Linked DNA regions of Mus musculus: region 1 is linked to region 2. A link is a contact called in ENCODE Hi-C data. All regions are on one chromosome and are shown on one strand. The core of a region is the stretch at or near the end of the contact, and the rest is flanking DNA. Distances in the headings are between cores, read along the strand shown. Region 1 holds the start of Prox1 (prospero homeobox 1). Region 2 holds the start of Hlx (H2.0-like homeobox).

Evidence for each region. A loop is a pair of places that touch in the nucleus more often than their neighbours do.
Region 1: a map of left cerebral cortex shows a loop between it and region 2 (16-fold over the local background). The contact joins the promoter of Prox1 here to the promoter of Hlx in region 2. A Hi-C loop is called at or near these places in 3 of 37 maps with a recorded cell type or tissue (ES-E14 and left cerebral cortex).

What each region holds. Positions count from the first base shown.
Region 1 is chr1:190,169,400-190,172,099 of GRCm38, forward strand. It overlaps Prox1 (prospero homeobox 1), which reads right to left and starts at 1,428. Exons shown (of 5, transcript NM_008937.3): 1 at 869-1,428. It overlaps Prox1os (prospero homeobox 1, opposite strand), which reads left to right and starts at 897. Exons shown (of 2, transcript NR_151620.1): 1 at 897-1,029.
Region 2 is chr1:184,731,197-184,733,896 of GRCm38, forward strand. Hlx (H2.0-like homeobox) reads right to left here and starts at 1,297. Exons shown (of 4, transcript NM_008250.2): 1 at 363-1,297. The coding sequence starts at 945.

The DNA.
Region 1 (2,700 bases), core at 178-2,677, 5.4 Mb after region 2:
CCCTACTCAGTGCTTCCCAGCGCGGCGCAAGCAGACTGGGTGGACTGGCACCGCGCTCGCTCCTCCGTACCGGACCGTCCCCCAACTCGTCTCTCCTCTGTTGCAGAGCTGGGTGCAAGCTCCCGGCGCTGAGCACACAGAGGAAAGTCACCGGGCGCCCCCTCCTCCCCGCCCTCTTCCCCACGGCCGGCCCTCTGCCCCGGGTTAAAAAAGGAGAAGTGAAAGGTATGCAAACAGCAAGCAAATAGGGAAAGCCGGGAAGAAAGGCAGCTAGAATAAACAAGACAAAGGGAGAAGGACTCGGGGACAGGCCCTGGAGTTTCAACTCCCGGAGAAGAAAAAGAAGAAGCTGGGAAGATTGCAAGAAAAAAAAAATCTAGAAGAACAACAACCAAAAGGGACTCATCCCCCTCGCGGCCCCCTCCCCTGAAAAGAGTGCAAGAAAAATAAAGAAATAAAAATAATACAAAATAAAAGAAAGCCAGAGCCTCAGCGCATCCCAGACACAGTACACAAAAGGTGACAAGATCAGCGACAAGTCCAGCAACACCAGCCTCCCCCCATCGCCACCATCATCCCAGTCACCGGCAGGCGCGAGAAAGAAATAAAAGCCAAGCAGGTCACTTACTCTTCGTTTACTGGGAGGAGCGGAGCTCGGAGTTCCACTGAGCCTCCTGCTTAGAAAACTGTTTTTAGAGGCTATTTGATCACGATTCATGTAAATAACACCATTTTCCCCCTTGGAAAAAGAATGTTTACACGGGTGTGAGTAACGGGAGGCTCTTCTCTCTCTTTCCCATTCAAGAACGAGCCAGTGCGAGCGATTCTGGAAAAGGGGAGGGGACAGCAACCGGGTGAAGATACTTACGCGGTGCGGGCAGCAGCGGGGCGCAGCCACTCTCTCTCTTTCTCTCTCTCTTTCTTTTCACTCTCTCTCTCTCTCCCCCTCTCTTCTTCTCTTGCGGGCAGAGAAGAAACCCACGCGCGCACGCGGTGATGTCTTACTGGTGATAATTGGCCCAGGGGTCGGTGAGTCTGTGCGGGAGCGAGTGATCTGGGCGAGTGCTGAGAGGCGAGGGGAGAAAGGAGGGAGGGGAGGGGAGAGGCGCGCAGGGCAGAGCCGGGAGCCCGGGGAAAGAAGGGGAGAGAGAGCGGAGAAGGCGGCGAGGGCTGGAGCGCGGAGCGGTGGCCCGAGGAGCAGCGGGCACGGCGGAGAGGCTTGTGTGCGCCGCGCGGCTTCCCCGGCTGCAGTGGCCGTCGCTTTCCCAGCGCTCTCTCAGCTGAGGGCTCCGCTCCACAACAAGATTTACTTTAAGACACAGCTGAAGGAAACAGGAAGACTGCACGTCACAGTCCCACTGACGTACCCGGTCCCAGCACCCAATCGCGAGGCGCCTTCGGATTCAAGGGGGGATAGCGAGGCAAGAGAACTTGTGAGGAAAAAAATATACATATATATAAAAGGGGTGGGGGTGAGGGGCTGGGGAGAGAGGAGGAGAGGGGGGCCCAGCGCTCCCCCGCCCGGGCCACCAGCCCCGGCCCCCACCCCGCCCTGCCACTGCTTGGGGCGCCTGGATCGCCGCGCCCCGGCCGCCGCGAGCCATCTGCGGGCGTTGTGCACCGCGGCGCCCGGCTCACACTTGCTCTTCCAGGACGCAGGTCTTTTTTTTTTTTTTTTTTTTTTTTCCATTTCACTGACACAGATGATGGAGTTCTCCCAGCGGCCGGGAGCACTCCCCAGACTGGGATGGAGGAAGGCTCGGAAAAGTATACAGGATAAAAAAAAGTGGATATTTTAAGGGTCGGGGTGGCATAAAGGGCGGAATGTTGTGGGGGGGGGGCACAACTCGTTCTGCTTTGGAAATGATCATAGATAGTATCAATAGGACCAGTCACCCTAGTTTCCTTTTAAAGAGGATGAGCAAACACAGGTAGGCTTAGGTTTTAAAAAATAAATAAGTGCCAGAGATTTCACACTGGGGCCGCTAAGTCTGATATTAAAAACCTCTACCCGCACTGGCTGAGTCCCAGTCAATCAGACCTCAGAATTTATAGGAATTCGCCCCCGATTACCTTTAAAAGTATTATTTCAATTGTAGGCATAGTGACCACATATGCTATAAACATCGTTTCTGGCCACCCTTCTCCAGTTCGCACATCCCTACATGGCCAAAGAAACTAGTTCGATATAGGATTCACATGATTTCGAAGTCTGAATGACAAACTTAAAAGTTTATTGGGCAAGACATCTCAGACTCTAATACTTAAAGCCACATAAAACACACGTTGGTTTGACATCTTGGGTGAAAATTAGCAGCAAGGTTTCTTCAGATAACGTGGCTCTTAAAGAGGGCCTTGGCTTTCCTTGACAAATGCTGAAGAGCCTCCAGCCTCAGCTTGAATGGTCCTCTCCCTGGGCACAGTTAACAGCAGCGCTTACTAAAGAGGCAGTGTGGACATAAACACTCCATAAACCCCGAGCCTCAAGAGCTGAGAAGCACTTTAAATGTTCATACCTAGGAGATTAGAGACTTTTACAAAAGGTGCTGTGGGGACAAGAATTTTTTCTGAGTCCCTCCAATTCAATCAGATCAAAGGTTGAAACGTGTTGTGACAGGGTATTTATAAGATGCGAGTACACCAGCAGACCCGCCGCCATCGTCTGCCGCGCACACTCTAGGACCTTCTCCGATTTATCAG
Region 2 (2,700 bases), core at 47-2,546:
CAATTCTTAAGAAATACTGGAAATCAAATAAATGCAAAGTGTCCCCACGCTGAGATTTCCTTGTCAGAAAGATCTAGGTCGTTCTGCAGATATTTCATTCAAAAGATGGATAATACACACTTTTGCAAAACTTTGCAGCAACCAGAGTATGGTCATCCGTTTCTATGCTGTTTAAGCAACACGAAGATATGTTTTTAAACATGGGATAGCTGACTTTTACATGTCACTAAGTTTTCCTTCATTTCGTTTTCTTCGCCCTCATTCTACCGTTCTGTCCTTAAAAATAAACGCACCCCAAATCCTCCTGACATCAGGCCCCTCATGGGTGGTGGTGAGGCCTGAGGCCTTCCAGCGATACGTACCTCTCAGAGTGTTGCCTTCCTTAACTTTTGGGTCAAATTCCGCAGACAAAATTCGATCGATACCAAATTTGAGGTCTTTGCTGGAGGGGGCAGGGGCGGAGCCGCTATGGTGGGGGACCACCCGCGTCCCCGAAGTCGGTGGCTGCAGGGAGACCGCCCGGGGTGGAGGCGGGGGCTGCTGCTGCGGTTGCTGTTGCTGCGTTGGTGATTGCTGCGGGAGATGCTGGTGGAAGGCGGCAGAGAGCGGAGACAGCCGCTGAGGGAAGCCAGCCGGGACTTCTGAGGGCGCCACCACCGGGGTGGGACGGAGCGGGGATCTGGCGGCAGCTTGGAAGGAGGCGTGCGGGTGCACGGAGCCCAAGTGTGCGGTGAGGGCTGCCGAGGCCCCCACCAGTCCCTCTGCAGCGGGCCCCGGCTCCCCGACGCCGGCGTGCAGGATGTCCGCGATGCAGAAAGAGGGTTTCTTGACAGCGGCTGGGTCCAGGGCGAAGGAGCAGCCGCCCGGGCCCGCCGAGGAGCAGTAGGCGGCTGACCAGAGACTAAAGTTGGAAGCATAGAAGGGAGCCAGGCCGGCTGCGAACATCCTGGCAGGATCCCGGCGGGGTCCTGGGTGAGTGGGGAAGTGGGTGGGCGCTCGGGCAGAGGCGGTGTCCCAGCCGAGCCCGAGCTGCTTTCGGTTCTTCGCCCGCCCTGAAGCGGAGGGCCAACCGGGGAGCCCTAGCGCCACCGAGGGACGAGGCGAGGGCCCGATCGCCGCCCGCCACGGCCTGGGCCCCTGGCTTGGCTTGAAAGGCGGCGCGGCGGGCGCGCTCCCCGCCGGGTGGATGGAGGCGATCGCCAGGCGCTGGGGCGACAAGGCGAGCGCGGCCTCGCTCTGCTACTCCGCAGAAGCCGGGGAGACAGGGACCCGACACCGAAAGAAAAACCCAAACAGCTAAGCCCTAAGAGCTAAATTTAAAACAACAATAATGATCCGTTAGTTTAAAAAAAAAAAAAAAAAAAAAAAAGGAAAAAAATTAAAAAAAAAAAAAAAACTCCTCTCTAAAAACTCCCAAAGTTTTGGCAGGAGCTTTCGAGTCAGACCCCGGGTAGGACCTTGATCCGTGCGCTCATTGGACGTCTTCGTGACCAATGGGACTCCGGAGTGGAGGGGAATTGGGAAAGAGGGGGGCGTGGCCGAGCTCGGCCACGCCCTGGCCACGCCAAAGTGTTTTCTGCGGCAGCGTGGGCTAAGCTGAGTACTGAGCGTCTCTGGGAGCCGCTTGGGGGTCGAGACTCCTCGGGCCTCTGGCTCTCCTCTGTCCCCTGCAGCTCGGGGACCCGCCAGCGGCAGAGCCTCGGAGCCGGTCTCCGGAATTTTCCTGGAGCTGCGGAGGAGGGGGATCACTGAGGCTCCCGTACTCTGCTGTAGTACACCCCCAACCTCCACCCCAGCAGACCACGCTGGCGGTCCGCAGGCTGTCCCTTCCGTATTCCGCTCTCATGCGACTTTCCTTCTCTCTGCTTTTACCCAGGTGCTTTTATCACAAGTCCTAGGTAAAGGCCCCATCCTCTCAGCGCCCCTACAGCCCAGAATCCCGACCCAAGTCTACTGTAATCCGCTGGTTTCTCAGCTCACCAGAGCTGCTCCAAGAAGCCAGGAGGAGGGCAGACCACAAATTAGTTTTATTCGGAGCTGTCATTCCAGTGACAACTTGAAAGAGTGACTTTTCAAACAAAAATAAGATAGATGGCTCCAAACGTCTCCCTTAGAAACAGCCAAACTTTTACCCTGAGCCTCGGAACCAACAAGGAGTGCAGCCCCAGAAGAGCGGCACGCGTGTCCCCTCTCTGCACCTTGTAGGAAGTGCTACCCTCCGCGGCCACCACATCCCCTGGTCACGTGAGGTCCTATGTTTTGCAAGTGCCAGGGAGCGGTTGCCTTTGAGATTAAATACCTACTTTTAATTCGGCTGCAGTTTTTCCAGGATCCGCTTTGGCCTGTTGGAGGGAGGCACTGTCCGAGCCTCCACAGCCAGCGCCTTCCATTCTTGCTAGGGTCTTTAGAACTCAGCCTAGGTGCACTGGGAATTTTCTGTCGCATCAACATCTCTATTTTAAGAATTCGTTCTCTTTTAAATTATAGTCAGAGTGGATTTCCCCGCCCCTCTCCCAAACAGACCACAGGCCACCTAGATGAACGGTTGTTGCACATTTCAGGAAGAAAATAAAATAATGACAATAACGAAACCACCAAATCTTTTGTTTTCGATTGTCCAAGTAAGTGTCTCCGGAATGATATTCCAAGGCAGGCTTATTTCCCCTCAGCAATAAGATACCAAAAACTGGAAGCCGTGAG